Linked DNA regions of Homo sapiens: region 2 is linked to region 1. The links are chromatin loops, found by intact Hi-C in ENCODE. Cell type or tissue: Caco-2. All regions are shown on one strand.

Region 1 (8,000 bases):
AATAGCAAATTCATCACCTCAAAACTTTATTTCTTTGTGTTGGGAGCATTCAAAATCCACTCTTGTAGGTTTTGAATATAAATTATTCACAAAAATTGAAAGTAAATTTTTGTTAGTTATAGTCATTCTATAGTGCCATAGAACACTAAGATTTATTCCTCCTATCTAGCAGTAACTTAGTATTTGCTAATCAACCTCTGGCTAGCTCCCTACCACCCCACCCCTAACACACACAACTTTCCCAGCCTCTAGGAGCCACTATTCTACTCTCTACTTCCATGAGGTCAACTTTTTTGCCTTCCATAAATGAGTGAGAACATGCAGTATTTGTCTCTCTATGCCTGGATTATTTCACTTAATATAATATCCTCCAAGGTTCTCATTTTAACCAGACAACATGTCCTGGTATAGAATGTGAATTTAGATTTAGCAGGTCAACTTTTATTTCAACACTGTGGAGTTTGGAAAGCACCCAAGAAGTCAACAAGAAATCAAACATTTTAAGAAGCCTGGGGCAAGTGCATTTAAGTCCATTTTCCCATCTATCACCAGGGCACTGGGCGAGGCCACACAGGCTCTGTCCTGCACAACTTCAAGGAACATGCAAAGAGGCAGCCTGTGTATAACATGACGAAGGATGGACAAATTAACTGATCTTCAAATCCCTTTGAACTGAAATTAAATCATTCTGACAATGGATACTCCAGTATTTCTCTGTATCTTCTTCACATTTGCTTTTTAAAATGTCATTTTTTAACATATATTGTTTTAATAACTGTTCTGGATTAAATTTGGTTTAGAAATAATTTTCAGTTTGTTTGTGTGCTGCTTTATGTAATAAAATGAGATAGTAAATATTTAAAATGTTAATGAGTTTTAAAACATTATAAACCTCAGGAAAATCAAAATCTAGTAACTCATCTGTCAGGCCATAGGCACGGTGATTTAAATTGAGATCACTAACAAATGTAAATGGATTATTAGATGTCAAATACTTTTACTTTCCATTGTAATTCAAATTGAATGTGGGTAAGGCTTAAACATCACCATAAACACTATTTGCTCTAGAGTGAACCTCCTTATAAGAATTACTGGTCTTGGAACTCAACCAAGGGAACTTAGTTACTGAATTGCTATCAGGAGACCCAGGGTGAAGTGATTCTCCCTGTTAAGTGACTCTAATAGTGGTAGAATCCAGCTCTTTTGTTTTAGGCAGTAGTATATTTATGTCAAATCATTATACTTCATATCCAAAAAAGATGCAGGGAAGCTTCCAAGTTTACTAATGCCATCTTGACTGACATTGAGTAAGTTCTCCTTTCTTTGCAATTTTCAGCTCAATAGTATCTTACAGCGCAATGTGCCAGGAAGTCTACCAACTTGAAACTAAGCCTTTCCTGCTATAAATTAAACGTGTTTCCTCCTTGGTACAAACCAAATGCTTAATTATCTCTCTCCTCTTTCACAATCCCTTCATAGAGGCCAGGGCTCTTTGATCTTGCTATTTTTTTCCACCTCTAGAAATGGGCATTATTTTAAAACTTCCACCAGTTTTATGGTTCATCTGGAGTCTACACCAACTTAAAAACTGGGCAGAGTATTCACGTTGATGTCTGAGTGTTTACTATGTGCCAGGATTAATGTTCACAATATCGTGTGATACATATATTATTACCTCATGAATCCTCACAGCAATCTTAAGAGGTAGTTCTGTTATCCTCCTTTTACAGGTGAGGAACTTGAGGCAGAGAGAGGCTAGGTAAATTGCCCAAGGTCACGTTGCGCAAATTCCCCAAAGCAGAATGTGTGCTCATAACCATTGCTCTGCACTCCTTGTCCGTTACTTTAAGCTTGCTGGTTTGGTTACCCAATTCCTAAACACTGATGACCAACATATACTAAATTGCCTCTGGAACATTATTCTGGTAAGTAGTATTATTGAAGTCTAAAAGCAGGTTTACCCATGAAACACATTCAAGTAATCTGAGAATTTATGCTCTAGGCCTGGCGTAGCAGCTCACATCTGTAATCCCAACAATTTGGGAGGCTAAGGCGGGAAGATCACTTGTGCCTAGGAGTTTGAGACCATCTGGGGAACACAGCAACACCTCATCTATACCAGAAAAAACAAAGAAAGCCAGGAATGGGGGTGTGCACCTGTAATCCCAGTTACTTGGCAGGCTGAGGTGGTAGGACTGCTTCAGCTTGGGAGGTCGAGGCTGCAGTTATCCACGATCGTGCCACTGCCCTCCAAACTGGGTGACAGAGCAAGCAGAGACTCTGTCTGAAAAAAAAAAAATGAAAGAAAGAGAAAGAGAGACAAAGAAACAAAGAAAGAAAGAAAGTAAGTTATGCTCTAAACACATCTCCTCATCCAGCACAATCTCCTCCCAGACCACTCCCACCCAGTTTTGTGGATTTCTTTTTTCAAATGATGATTTTGATATTCCACCCCTTTTTCATGTTGAAAATATGGTATATATACACCAAGGAATACTATATGGCCATAAAAAAGAAGGAGTTTGTATCCTTTTGCAGAGACAGAGATGGAGCTAAAGGCCATTATTCACAGCAAACTAATGCAGGAACAGAAAACCAAATACCACATATTCTCACTTATAAGTGGGAGCTAAATGATGAGAACACATGGACACACAGAGGGCAACAAGACACATGGGCCTTTGAAAGGGTGGAGAGAGGGAGGAGGAAAAGGATCAGGAAAAATAACTAATGGGTACTATGCTTAATACCTGGGTGATGAAATAATCTCAACAACAAAACCCCCAGGATACAAGTTTACCTATGTAACAAAGCTGCACTTGTACCCCAGAAGTTAAAAGTTAAAAAAAAAGAAAACATTGAATTCTACTTTAACTATCAGATATTGTCTGTGCAGCATTTAAAAATGTACTAAAGCAGCCAAGCCAAGTGGGAGATAAAAATAATAATAATAAAGGTAAAAAAATGTAATGTACTAAAAATATGGAGATTATATAGAGATTATATAGAAAACCATAGAAAATTTAGAGTAGCATTGGTAACTGAAAAGTAAAATAACAATCAATAAAATGATAAATATAAAAATAATATATTATTCTGAATTGTTCATAAGATAGACTAAAAAGATTTCCTAAGGAACAATTTTCTACACATTATACTCAGCCACTGCATAGTATAAATGTGTGTTTTCAGATAATTGGGACAAACCTAATAACTTTGAGATAATAGAAATCAAAACAAACTGAAATCCTAGTTTGAAGGCTAAGACTATAATTTCAGTAAGTCTAAATTTAGTGCTTAATCCACTAAGGAGTGTCCTTGGCAGTGAAATTGAGATACAGTACACACCAGTGACCTCTTCGTGTCACTGGTGAGCTTTCCTTGGCTCCCTTCTACCTATCTCTTCAACGGGTTCCCACTCCAGTGCTATCGGTGTGCTTGCAAAGGCAAGAGCTAAAGAGAACAGGTTTTTTAAAAAAATTTTAAATCACAGCTAATCTTTTCCCAAGACAAACAGTATTCAGTGTGAAAAGAAAGCTCCTGGTTAATTTATGTCGCTTAGAAAACTGAAACAGATAAAGGAATATCCTTTAAAAATCACCACCTGACTGTAATATAATCAGGAACTGGGTAAATTCAACAATAGAAGGAAGTCAAATAGACTGACCTTTCCCAAGTTGTTTTAAAACTGACATGTGAGTGGAAGTTACTGGTGTGGTTTTGTTGTCGCTTCTTGTTTTCCTAAGGAATTTGGAATCTGAGCAGGGAAGTCGCCTGTTCTTTAAACTAGCAGTAGAACAAGAAAGAATACACCCATCCTTCTGGGGGATAAAAAAATTAAGTTATTCTAGCTGGAATGCACCTCCCCAAAAGAGATAGATAAAATCACCAACCAAGAATTTAAACAAGAAGTATTATTTATCTCTTACTGTTGGCCCATACTGTCCTAAATATTGGTAGTGATGAAGGGAACAATTGTGCAAAAGGAGTATTGAAACACAGGAGTTCATAAATGGTCTCTTCTCTCAAGAAGTTTACAGTCTAACTCAAAATTGTTGTATTTTAAGCATGTTTGGAAGTATTTAATTTTTTGCCTCATTGTTATTTGTCATTCTAAAAGTTACTGCTATAATGGCTACAGAAACTGTGGTTCCTGAGTTTTCTGACATAGAACCAATATATTGTTATATGTTACATATTATTTTGTCTTTTCATATAAATACATCAACAAATTACCAAAATGTAGGGGCTATTGCTAAGCCATCTGCTTTAATTTGGGTTTATAAAATATGATCACTAGAACTATGCCCCAGGTTTTTAAGGGTGCCTATCCAATTTATATTTTTCAGTCAAAAAGTAATGTCTCCAAATAAAACAGCATCAATAGCTTTCCAACAGCCAGTATTAGAAGCAGAACTCCATGGTCAGTCATTCTAGTCTAGGTTGTATCTTCACCCAGAATTGTTTCATGTTTGAAATCTTCAACTTCAAACCAATAATCAAATTATTTTCTGTTCATCTAACTTCACTACCTCCTCTCCCATTACCATCTCTGAGTCTGTATGGGTGCTGCTGAGTTTCCATTGTCTCCTGTTTCTTCTGGGTTTCCATGCAGGACTGCATGGTCAATGGCTTTTAACATCTCTCACATCAGTGTCCTTTCACATTCCTTCATCCTCCTCCCACACCTGTGCTGTTCATCCTCAACCCTGTGTCAGTTCACGATCTGTTTCCTCTGTAACTGAGTAGGCAGACAAAAATCTCATCGCTGTGTTGATGACAGTGTGGCAAATTCATGTATTTTTTGACCTGGCTATTCTACTTGTTCTTACTTTTTAAATTCATTTCCTATGGAAATGCTGTTAACCTTTTTCATTCTCTTCAAGTCTTCCTCTTTATTCTCAAAAAATCATATTTCAGAGATAACTTTGCCTCTTCTTTCACATAAAAAATAGAGGCTACATGCAATGGCTCATGCCTATAATTTTAGCACTTTGGGAGGCTGAGGCAGGTGGATCACCTGAGGTCAGGAGTTCAAGACCAGCCTGGCCAACATGGTGAAACCCCATCTATACTAAAAATACAAAAATTAGCCTGGGGTGGTGGCACTCTCCTGTAGTCCCAGTTACTCAGGAGGCTGAGGCAGGAGAATTGCTTGAACCTGGGAGGCAGAGGTTGTAGTGAGCTGAGATCACACCACTGTACTCCAGCCTGGGCGACACAGCAAGACTCTCTCTCAAAGAAAAAAAAAAGAAAAGAAAAAAAAGAAAACCATCAGGTTCGATCCTTTTCAGTCTTCTTACTGCAACTTGCCAATATTTATAGGTCATCATTTCACTCTTCAAGACCTAGCTCAAAAGCCATCCCTTTGTTGTGGCCACCCTGGATCATTCTCTTCCTCTGTCAGTCACATTGTGAATATAATCACTATCAAAATGATAGATATTTTAGGAATGTATTTCAAATTTCCTGCTTTCTACCAAATATCTCTTAATTTTTAGTTCAGGAAATGTAGCCTATAATACTTGTTATAATTTTTAGAGTTTAACTTTTAAAATAAGGTAATACATTCATATTATTCAAACTTCACCAGGCACAAAGATAAATTAGTGACCATTCTTACACTCTTGTGCTTAACTACACAGTTTCTTGTGTATTTTCTAAAGATATTAATGTAATATGTAAGTAATTAATCTTGCATCTTCCCCTGTGCCCATACTTTTTGCATACATACATAGTATATTATATTATGTACGTATCACTATACTGTACTGATATACACCCATCACTTAACAATAGGTACTAGAAATGATTCCAAATCCATACATAAAGTATTACCTCTTTCTATTTTATAGATACATAGTATAGATTAGAGACTGCCACAAATTCCTGGCCACTTCTCTAATTAAGAGGTAGAGTCCACTTTTCTCCCGTTGTATCTGGGCTGGCTCTGAAACTTATTTTTCTCTATAGAATGAGGTAGCAGTGATGCTGTATAATTTCTGAGATCTACAGCTTTTGAGATCTTAAGATATCTACAACTTTATGTCCTGAGAAAACTCTCTGTTGGAAGCTAGCCACCATGCTGGAAGAAGCCCAAGCTATGAAGAGAGGCCACATGGAAGAAAGCTAATGCTAAAACCCTCCAGTTCAACAATCCATGCTGATTTCCCGTCCAACAGCCAGCACCAACTAACAGGCATGTGAGGGAGCCATCTTGGATATTCCAGCTGATTTAACTCTCCAGATGACCCTGTGATGACCCTAGTGGACATCACACAGAACAGAACTTCTCAACTAAGCCCAGTCACCCATGGAATTGTGAGAGAAAATAAATAATTGTTATTGTTTTAAGCCACTATGTTTTGGGTAGTTTGTGACTATCAATAGATAACCAAAACACATAGTAATCCGTCATGTGGGTATATGTTGTTTTATTTGACCCAACCTCTACTGATGGACATTCAGGTTGTTTCTCCTCTTTTGCTATTATAAACAATGTTGTAATTAATAATGATGTAAATATGTCACTTTTCATGTGTGATTGTATCTGTGGGATGAGTTCCTAAAATTAGAATTTCCGGATATAAGAGAATATGCACTTACAGTTTTGATAGATATTACAAAATGGTTATCTGGGAGATTTCACTAACCTACACACTTCCAGCAGTAATATATGAAGTCACTATTCTCCTACACCTTGACTAATACTATGTTATTAAACTTTCTGATTTTTGCTAATCTAATTGGTAGAAAATGGTATAATTTTAATTTGTATTTCCATTTTTAAAATAACATTGATCATATTTTAATATATTTAAGAGCCATTTGTATTTTCTTTTTTCTAAATAGTCTATGTTCTTTGCTTGGGTTCTACTGGGATGTTGGTTTTTTAAAAAATTGATTTATAAAAACTCTTTAGGGAGTTTAATCATTGATTTATGAGTGGCAAACATTTTTTCTCAGTTTGTCATTTTTCTTTTGGCTTTACTTAGAGTATTATTTGCCATGCATAACTTTTTACTTTTATGTTGTCAAATTTATCAAAATTTTAACTACTTTGATAGTTAGAAATTCTGCCTTGGATTCTTCTAACACTTTTTCTTCACATTTAAATTTTGTTGTATCTTTTAACACTTAAATCTTCTCTGAGATATGAATTTCCTTTTTTAGGTCATTTTCTGTTATATTTAATTATGTTTAAAATCTTGCCTATTGCCTGTGTGCTTCTCAAGGGCAGGAAACCTGTCTTTTTCATGGCTGTGTCCTGAAAACCTAGCACAATGGATCATATATAAAACACTCTCAGTAAGTATTGATACCATATGAAATAAACTTTAGGCCTGCACTGGGTTCCAAAGATAAAGGCACTCTTTCTGACATCATCTGGGAGGAATTTGTTGACCACGAACAAAGAAGCTACATTTTGAACAAGCATGTTTGAAACTCTAGAACTTAAGGCTCAGCAATACAGAAATATTTTTGAGTCTTTTTTCTCCAGCTATATTTACTGTCTACCATGTGTGACTTCTCTCTCTTCTGATGCTAATTAATTAATACCCCACACGCCAAACCCTTATTTACCACCCTGCACACACAGATCTCCATTAGAAGTCTGGAATGTTGATGGTTGGGTAGGTATTTTAACCTAGCTTAACCTCTATCACAATAATTAATTTTAATTGCTTTTCACCTTGGTTACGTGATCCCCCAACTCCATGGAAATGATATAACCTTGTAAAAAATAAAAAATAATAATAAAAATCTTGACATGAGCTTCTTAAAGAAACAGACGTGAGATTTGACTTTAGCATTCAGTAACCAAAGGTATAAGATACCCAAAACAAAGGAAATGTGGTGCTTTCACTGCTTGTTTTTAGTGCTGCCACTTCTCTCCCAAGGAATGTCGCTGCCTTAAACTCTGTTCTGTGGCAGATACTTCCTGCCCCTATACATCACCTTCAGATGTACTATATGATCAAGATCTTTACCATCTGGCC
Region 2 (8,000 bases), 280 kb after region 1:
AGACTTTTTTTTTTGAGACAGAGTCTCGCTGTCACCCAGGCTGGAGTGCAGTGGCACAGTCTCAGCTCACTGCAACTTCTGCCTCCTGAGCAGCTGGGATTACGGGTGCCTACCACCACGTCTTGCTAATTTTTGTATTTTTAGTAGAGACGAGGTTTCACCATGTTGACCAGGCTAGTCTCCCGACCTCAGGTGATCCACCCACCTGGGACTCCCAAAGTGCTGGAATTATAGGCATGAACTACCACATCTAGCCCCTCAGATTGTTTTTTGAAATCATTTTCACCGAAAGTTTTATTTAGACACTGATATATGCAATGGGAGCAACCAGATTTATTCATTTGGAAAGGAGGAGGCAGCACTGTAGCTCTGGAGGAGAATCCACCCCAGATGCTGCTATTGAACTCGAAGACCTTACAATGGGGAGGGAGGTAAAGGCTTCTCTGAAAAGCACATTTCCTGTTCATAAAAGCTTCCTTGTATTGAGTGCCTATCAGGAGTTATCTAATTTAATCTGCATAATCGTTCTGTGATGTAGCTATTATTATCTCTATTTTATATATTGGGAAACTGAGATGCAGAATTCTTAAATAACTCACCCAAGATCTCATAACTAGTAAGTGGAAGAACTGGTATTCAAACCAAGAGCCCTTTATGTTCAAAGTGCATGTTTTTTTTCCAGAAAATAAACTGCCTCTTGGCTCATACTTCTTTGGGGGAAATGTTAGAATAATTTAATAAAACTGATTCTAAGCTTTGAGGCACTAAGAGAGTGATCTTTCCACAGTGTGCACAATTTGGATGTATTGGCCATGGGTAGGCCTGTTGGTGATAAAAAGAGGGTGCTGATTAATTCTTTCTCTAAACCCCATGAATCTGTAAGTTGGTCCATTTCACCCTTGCCCTTCTGGGGAAGTTAGGAACGAGGTAGTGTTGGTCACTGTTTTGTGGTGATGTACCCATGGTAAATGCAGAACTCTGAGGTTAGCCTGGCTGAGGGGTAACTCCTCTGGGATTCAGCCTCTTACTCATTACATAAATACAAAAGTTTGAGCAAGTCCCCATGTCTCTCCAGATGGGGCCAGGGGTGATGGCCCAACCTGAGTCTGGAATCCCACCTGCCCAAGAGTGACACCTGGGACGTTGATGAATACATTCTCTGTGCCAACGGCAAAGGCTGCACAGTGAGAAAAATAATCATTCTTCCCTAAGCAGTTGAAACCTGAGCTTTTCATTTCATGATACTAATCACCAAGTAAACAGCTCTTTTATGCTAACATCTGTGTGAGGGCTGCTTCCCACACCAGCCTCCTTCCGGCCTGCCTGTTCTCACTGAAATACCAGCAGCATCATGGGGACACTTAACCCTAAAGGTTATCCCTGGGCTCTCCCAGGGCCTATGACATGTTCCAGAGAGGCTTGGTCTTAGGGACTTTTCATTTCCTCAAGAGGGTAAGTGACTCCTTTGGTGTGCAAGATGTGTGAGCTGCCTTGGCAGCTGCTGAGACCCATTCAGAGACCTCTGTGCCATTTGCCTGGATTCTGGAGTTTCATACTCCTGAAAGTGCCTGGTTAATTTGCTGGGAGAACTGACTGCTTGAGCATAGCTCTTGGTTTGCTTTAACTTTCTTATTTGCCTGATATCAGCCAGTTCATGAAGCAGTTCACATATACCGTGCCAGATTTATAAAGTGTGAATTCAAGTCTGTCCTTGGCCTTCTCTGCCCAACCCCCACCATTTCCTTATTGTAGTTTCTCTTAAAACAGCCATGTTTCCCTTCTAAAACCCTTAGTAAATCCTGCCAGATTAATGAATGGGGGAAAAACGACAATTGCTTATACAATTTCATATGTAGGCTATAAGCAGTCCCTGTTCTCTGAGATCCTCCTCACCGTGTTCCTAACAGTCCAGGGCAGTTATTATGCTCCAGGTTTTATAAGAGGAAAAACAGAGAACATTCCTTTTCTTTTTCACTGCCAAAGGGGCGGGGTGGGGGGGATCCAACCCTGAAATTAAGTGAATTGAAAATGAAGTCAAAGGAACGGAGGCCTTCCGTTCTCTAAGCTCAACACTTTGTGATTTGCTTGATTACACTTCCCTCAGCCCCTCCCTCAAATCTCATAGGCACAGACTCATTACCCCATTAGGATTTGGCTGGGGAGGCCTAAGGGACAATGAGAACATACAAGAATCTGGCTGGGCTGCCAGAGTTAACAACTTCTCATGTGCAATAAAATCAGACAGCATTTTTGATGGACCACATTCTCATTGCATTCAAAGAGCCTTGGAAAGCTTCCATGGCTGCTAATTTCAAATAAGCAAACATCCCGGAGGGATGTGAGGCAAAGATGTGTCCTTTCGGCTCGCCCCTAACATTTGCAGGGCCCAGGGCAAGAGTACAAACGGAGGCCCACAAGCCATATGCCTAAATACTTAAAAGTTATGATGCAAGCTTGAACATTCTTAAGTAAAACATAAAATATGTTCTACCCTCCCTTCATGACAAATGTATTTTCATTAACTATCTAGAGGCTGGATTTGAATTTAGAGTTCCCTGACTCCTTGGAGTTTCATCCTGGAATTGGATGGCCAGGGAAATCGGGCCTCTCACTGCCTGGCCCACTGCCCTAGGTCCTGGGTCTACCCCCATCTTTTCAGACCCTACCCCCATCCTACAATGCATGGGACCTCTCAAACTCCACCACACGTGTCCAAGCTGCATTAACACCCTCATCAACAGCCACCTCTGGGACATCCCTTGGCCTAAAGGTGTGCCTAGTCAGGTCCTAAGAAGTTGGTTTTAGTTGATTGGGAAGGGAATTTTAGGGTCCTGGGAACTCAAAGCATGATTAAGGATGTGTTTGGGGTGGGGTGGGGGTATCGCTTTGGCCCCGTGGACTCTCCTTTTCATGAAGAGAAGTGCTGTTGAAAGAAGGCCAGGTTGCTTGCTCCCTTATAAGATGCAGAGCAGCATCCTCTCTTGCTTGGATTTATGGATGGTACATACACAGTAGGTCTTTCATTTTTTATTTTTTTGAGACAGAGTTTCACTCTTGTTGCCCAGGCTGGAGTGCAACGGTGTGACCTCAGCGCACTGTAACCTCCGGCTCCCAGGTTCAAGTGATTTTCCTGCCTTAGCCTCTGAAGTAGCTGGGATTACAGGCACCCACCACCACCCCCGGCTAATTTTTTGTATTTTTAGCAGAGGCGGGGTTTAACCATGTTGTCTGGGCTGGTCTTGAACTCCTGATCTCAAGTGATCCACCCGCCCCAGCCTCCCAAACTGCTGGGATTACAGGTGTGAGCCACCTACTGGCCTACAGTAGGTCTTTTATAAGGAAAGTTTCATCTAGAAAGTGGACACCTGCCACAATGTCTGCTGGTAGAGGAGCTGTAGGGCCAGGTACTTGCTTCATGCACTGAATGAGAATAGATGTCTAGCTGCAGTGATTCTATTCTGGATGGACAGTGACATCACCTGGGGAAGATTTCCCATGACTCTGCACAGATAGATTCTGATTTCTTTGGTTTAGGGTAGGGTGCAGGCACAAGTGTTTTCAAAAGGCTCCCCAGGTGTGATGGTTAATACTGAGTGTCAACTTGATTGGATTGAAGGATACAAAGTATTGATCCTGGGTGTGTCTGTGAGGGTGTTGCCAAAGGAGACTAACATCTGAGTCAGTGGGCTGGGAAAGTCAGACTCATCCTTAATCTGAGTGGCACAATCTAATCAGTTGCCACCACAGCTAGAATATAAGCAGGCAGAAAAATGTAAAAAGGGAGACTGGAGGCCGGGCATGGTGGCTCACGCCAGTAATCCCAGCGCTTTGGGAGGACAAGGTGGGCAGATCACCTGAGGTCAGGAGTTCGAGACCACCCTGGCCAACATGGTGAAACCCTATCTCTACTAAAAAGTACAAAAATTAGCTGGGTATAGTCGTGGGCACCTGTAATCCCAGCAATTTGGGAGACTGAGGCAGGAGAATCACTTGAACCCAGGAAGTGGATGCTGCAGTGAGCCAAGATCACGCCACTGCACTCCAGCCTGAGCAACAGAGCGAGACTCAATCTCAAAAAAAAACGAGAGAGGGACTGGCCTAGCTTCCCAGCCTACATCTTTCTCCCGTGCTGGATGCTTCCTGCCCTCAAACATCGAACTGCAAGTTTTTCAGTTTTGGAACTCGGACTGGCTCTCCTTGCTCCTCAGCCTTCAGATGGCCTATTTTGGGACCTTGTGGTCATGTGAGTTAATACTTAATAAACTCCCCTTTATTAAGTTTATTAATACTTAATAAACTCCCTTTTATATATATATATTCCATTAGTTCTGTACCGCTAGAGAACCCTGACTAATACACCAGGTGATTCTATGTGCAGCCAGGACTGAGAACCACTGGGCCCAACCTAATGACTTTGCTTCTCATACAGCATGGCATTAAATCTTTGTACCTACTTGAAAAGAACTCAAAGCCATTATGACCCCAGAAAGGTTCATTTCTAGAATAACATCTTCCATATTGTAACCAACAATTAAATCTGTGCTTACAGCAGCAAGACTTGTCTGCAAAGGTTCTGCTAGTGGTAGGCAGAAATCTTAACTGGCATCTCCTTTGTGCTTCATGCAAGGTAAAACTCAAAATATTTAATATTTAACAATCATTATAGCAATCAATCAATACAAACAGACTCCAACTATAAAATACAGGTTGCTGATATGGTTTGGCTGTGTCCCCACCTAAACCTCGTCTTGAATTGTAGCTCCCATAATTCCTATGGGTTATGGGAGGGACCCATTGTGAGATGATTGAATCATGGGGGCAGTTTCCCCCATACTATTCTTATGGTAGTGAATAAGTTTCATGAGGTCTGATGGTTTTATAAGAGGTTTCCCCTTTTGCTCTGATCTCTCATTTTCTCTTGTCTGCCACCATGTAAGACATGCCTTTTGCCTTCTGCCATGATTGTGAGACCTCCCCAGTCATGTGAAACTGTGAGTCCATTAAGCCTCTTTCCTTTATAAATTACCCAGTCTGGAGTAGGTTTTTATCAGCAGCATGAAAACGGACTAATACAGTTGGCTTTACCATTGCCTGATAAATTAATCTAGTTACTCCTCCCAGAAATCCTTTAAGATGTGCCTGTACCAGGTGACTTATAAGAAGGTGGGAGATCTGGGACTCAAACCCAGGTCTTTTGACTCCAAATCCTGAGTTCTGTCAACTCTACCAGACAGCTTTGCATAGCACTTCCGGTTGGCACAAACTGAGTTCTTTAGTCTAAAACATTGGCCTAAACCAGAAAACTTTAGAGAACTGTATTATCAGCCTCATTAAAAAAAAATACCACCCTCAAAATGTATCACCCAGTCTAAATCCATACAAACACAAAGGGGAAAACAACAGTTCAGAGCCTCTAGTTGAATGACAATTGTTTCTGGGACTAAGAAGTGGCTCTTTCATTCTGAAGTTGATACATATATTATGACATATACTTAGAACTGTGCTATCCCTTAGCAATGGCTCACACTCAAGACCTGCAACATGCAGGATCTGTGGTCATAAGCTTGTAGGTACACTGTGACCCGTGTAAGTATAATACTTTGAAATCACAAAATCACAAGGCGGAGTGGGATCTTTCATGGTCATTAAGTCCACCTCTGTTTCTGGGAAAGTCTGCATTTAAGCCATCCCAGAGAGACAAACCTCCCCCACTTGGAATACAATTTCTTTCTCTCCTCAGCAGGGGAGCCTTCTATTCAAAGCTCAGGTCAAGACCTACCTTCCTGGCAAAGTAATTCATTGTGGATCTCTCCTCAGCAGGGCAGATTCAGGTTCTGGGGAATGGAATTTTATACAATTTGAGGGGTTTTCTTTATGATAAAGAATACAAAATCAGGTACAAAAGTGAATATTTATTTAGCATGAGAAAATGAAACACAATAAATTACTGGAGACTTTGAGCTTCAGGTCCTTTTCATATAACACCCCTGGCAACTTTCCAGACATGCTTGCTTAGAATGCTTCCTGACTGCAGCCTGGCTTTCCTGTTACACCTCTGAAAGTCCTCAAAGCCTAGCAGATTCCAACATGCTCAAGGCCTGGTAAATCTGCTTCTGCTTTTCAGCAAACATGTATGGGGATTATTTATTTGTTGGTTTATCTATTTAGGTGTTTCATCATTTTAAAAGAATTTGAAGCAGAGAATCTAGCTCTTTACACTCCTGCAATGCAGCACACATTGATTTTGCACACACCATGCTGTCATACTGTTCCTCACTTCTGCCATTTCTCACTTCCCCTGCCCCAACAGTACTTGTAACCTGGCAAAGCTCCATTCATTAATACTTTTCTGAATGTTTCTAGACCAATTATTCTCAACTGGGGGCCATTTTGTTGCTCAGAAGACATTTGGTAATATAGGGAGACATTTTTGAGTTGAGTACCCTTCCTCTGTGAGTTGGGTACCCTTCCTCTGTGCTCTCAGAGCCAAATACACAGATTCTGTCTTTGTACTCAACATATTGATTATAACCATCTGTATATGTGTCTATTTCTCCCTTTGGATGGTGAGTCTTACAACAGCCACTTTTGCATTTTAGCAACCTTAGTATCCCCAGAACCTAACAGGGAGCGCACAGGAGGTGATATCATGGTCACTGAAAAGACAGAACACTTCTACTTTTATCTGAACCATACAGTTCAGCATGTTTACCATATATTGTCTTGTTTTAAAATATTTCACTTGTGTAAATACTGTCTCATGAGAAAGACTATAAACTTCATATGGGAAAAGATCATGTCTTTCTTAAACTTTTTTTCGATTTTCCCACAATACTTTTGCAGTGCTAAGAATGTAATAGAGACTCAATAATTATTTGTGGATTACCGATTGGTTTCTTGCAAATCTCTATAAAGTGTTAAGTAATAGATGGATCAAGATAGGGTGGAGTAAATCAAGGAAGGTTTCTGATAGAGGGGTGCTCAAAACTGATTTTTGAAGCAAAAGAAAGAACATTTGATTGGAAAAGAGGGATTCCACATGGGAGACAGAAAATTAGAGGTATTTAGTGATGTTTTTTAATTTAAGAAAAATCTGAGTTTATGACGAATATTTTTGTGAGATTTAATCTACTAAGTACAGGAACATCTTGAGGTTTGTTGAATAAACTTTTTTTTTTTTTTTGGTAAGAGTTTCAAAGCCAATGTTGTGGTTTTAAAGTAATTAAAGTAGTATCTGATTGTCAGGGGTTACGCTTCCAAATGTTTCAATATATAGAACAACCTGATGGACAAGTGATTGCTGTAAATTGAAATTACAGAAATATTTTAAGGCCCTGAGAAATCTCCAAATAGCAGTGCTCTTTTTGTGTGCATAGGCCCTTTTGTGGGTAACAGAATCACTTATGGGCTCACCCACGAAGGAGAGGTTTTAGATTTTCTTTTTTTTTTTCTTTTTTTAAGTTTTTTATTTTGAAAAAAAATAGAGACAAGTTCTCACTATGTTGTTCAGACTGGTCTCGAACTCCTGAGCTTAAGCAATCCTCCCACCTTGGACCCCTAAGGTGCTGGGATTACAGGTATGAGCCACCACACCCAGCCATGGGTTTTAGATTTTCACATTCATGACTCCCATTCATTTCTCTTGGCATGGTGACTGGGAGGGCGATGAGATGCCTTCAGATGGTAATAAGCACCCTTTACATAGCACCTTTTTCCAAGATGCTTTGTACGTGAGAATCACAAGAACTTGGAGGCTGCAGAGAACTAATAGTTTCAAAAATTACATGAACACTTGGACATCTGTCTCACACTTTGTGGAATGGTAACTCACACCTTGTGGAATAGTAACAAGCAGGTAGGAGACACTCATGGCTTTTTAGAAATTCCTTATGCCAATCCCAGTTAAGCCCAAATCCCACACTTTGCTTCTGCTACTACAGGGGTTTGCAGGATATCAAAGAACCCAGGGATGTTGGTGGGTAGTAGGGAGGAGACATCCC

Evidence for each region. Peaks named below come from ENCODE experiments on the same cell type or tissue, not always from the same donor. Only the 100,000 strongest peaks of a DNase experiment are listed, where the experiment ranks them.
Region 2: it touches region 1 in a loop (21-fold over the local background); 3 of 110 quality-filtered maps call a loop at or near these places.

Annotation. Positions count from the first base shown.
Region 1 is chr6:113,875,058-113,883,057 of GRCh38, reverse strand. LOC124901382 (a long non-coding RNA gene) reads right to left here. Exons shown (of 3, transcript XR_007059716.1): 2 at 1-2,284. Among named protein-coding and RNA genes, the nearest start is that of MROCKI, 5.7 kb to the right of the region's middle. In Caco-2, a CTCF peak has its summit at 3,380; a DNase peak (open chromatin) is centred at 3,397.
Region 2 is chr6:113,590,373-113,598,372 of GRCh38, reverse strand. No RefSeq gene overlaps it. Among named protein-coding and RNA genes, the nearest start is that of LINC02541, 56 kb to the left of the region's middle. RefSeq lists an enhancer at 1,291-1,470 and a silencer at 5,932-6,226. In Caco-2, no CTCF peak of the experiment used is centred here; a DNase peak (open chromatin) is centred at 3,382.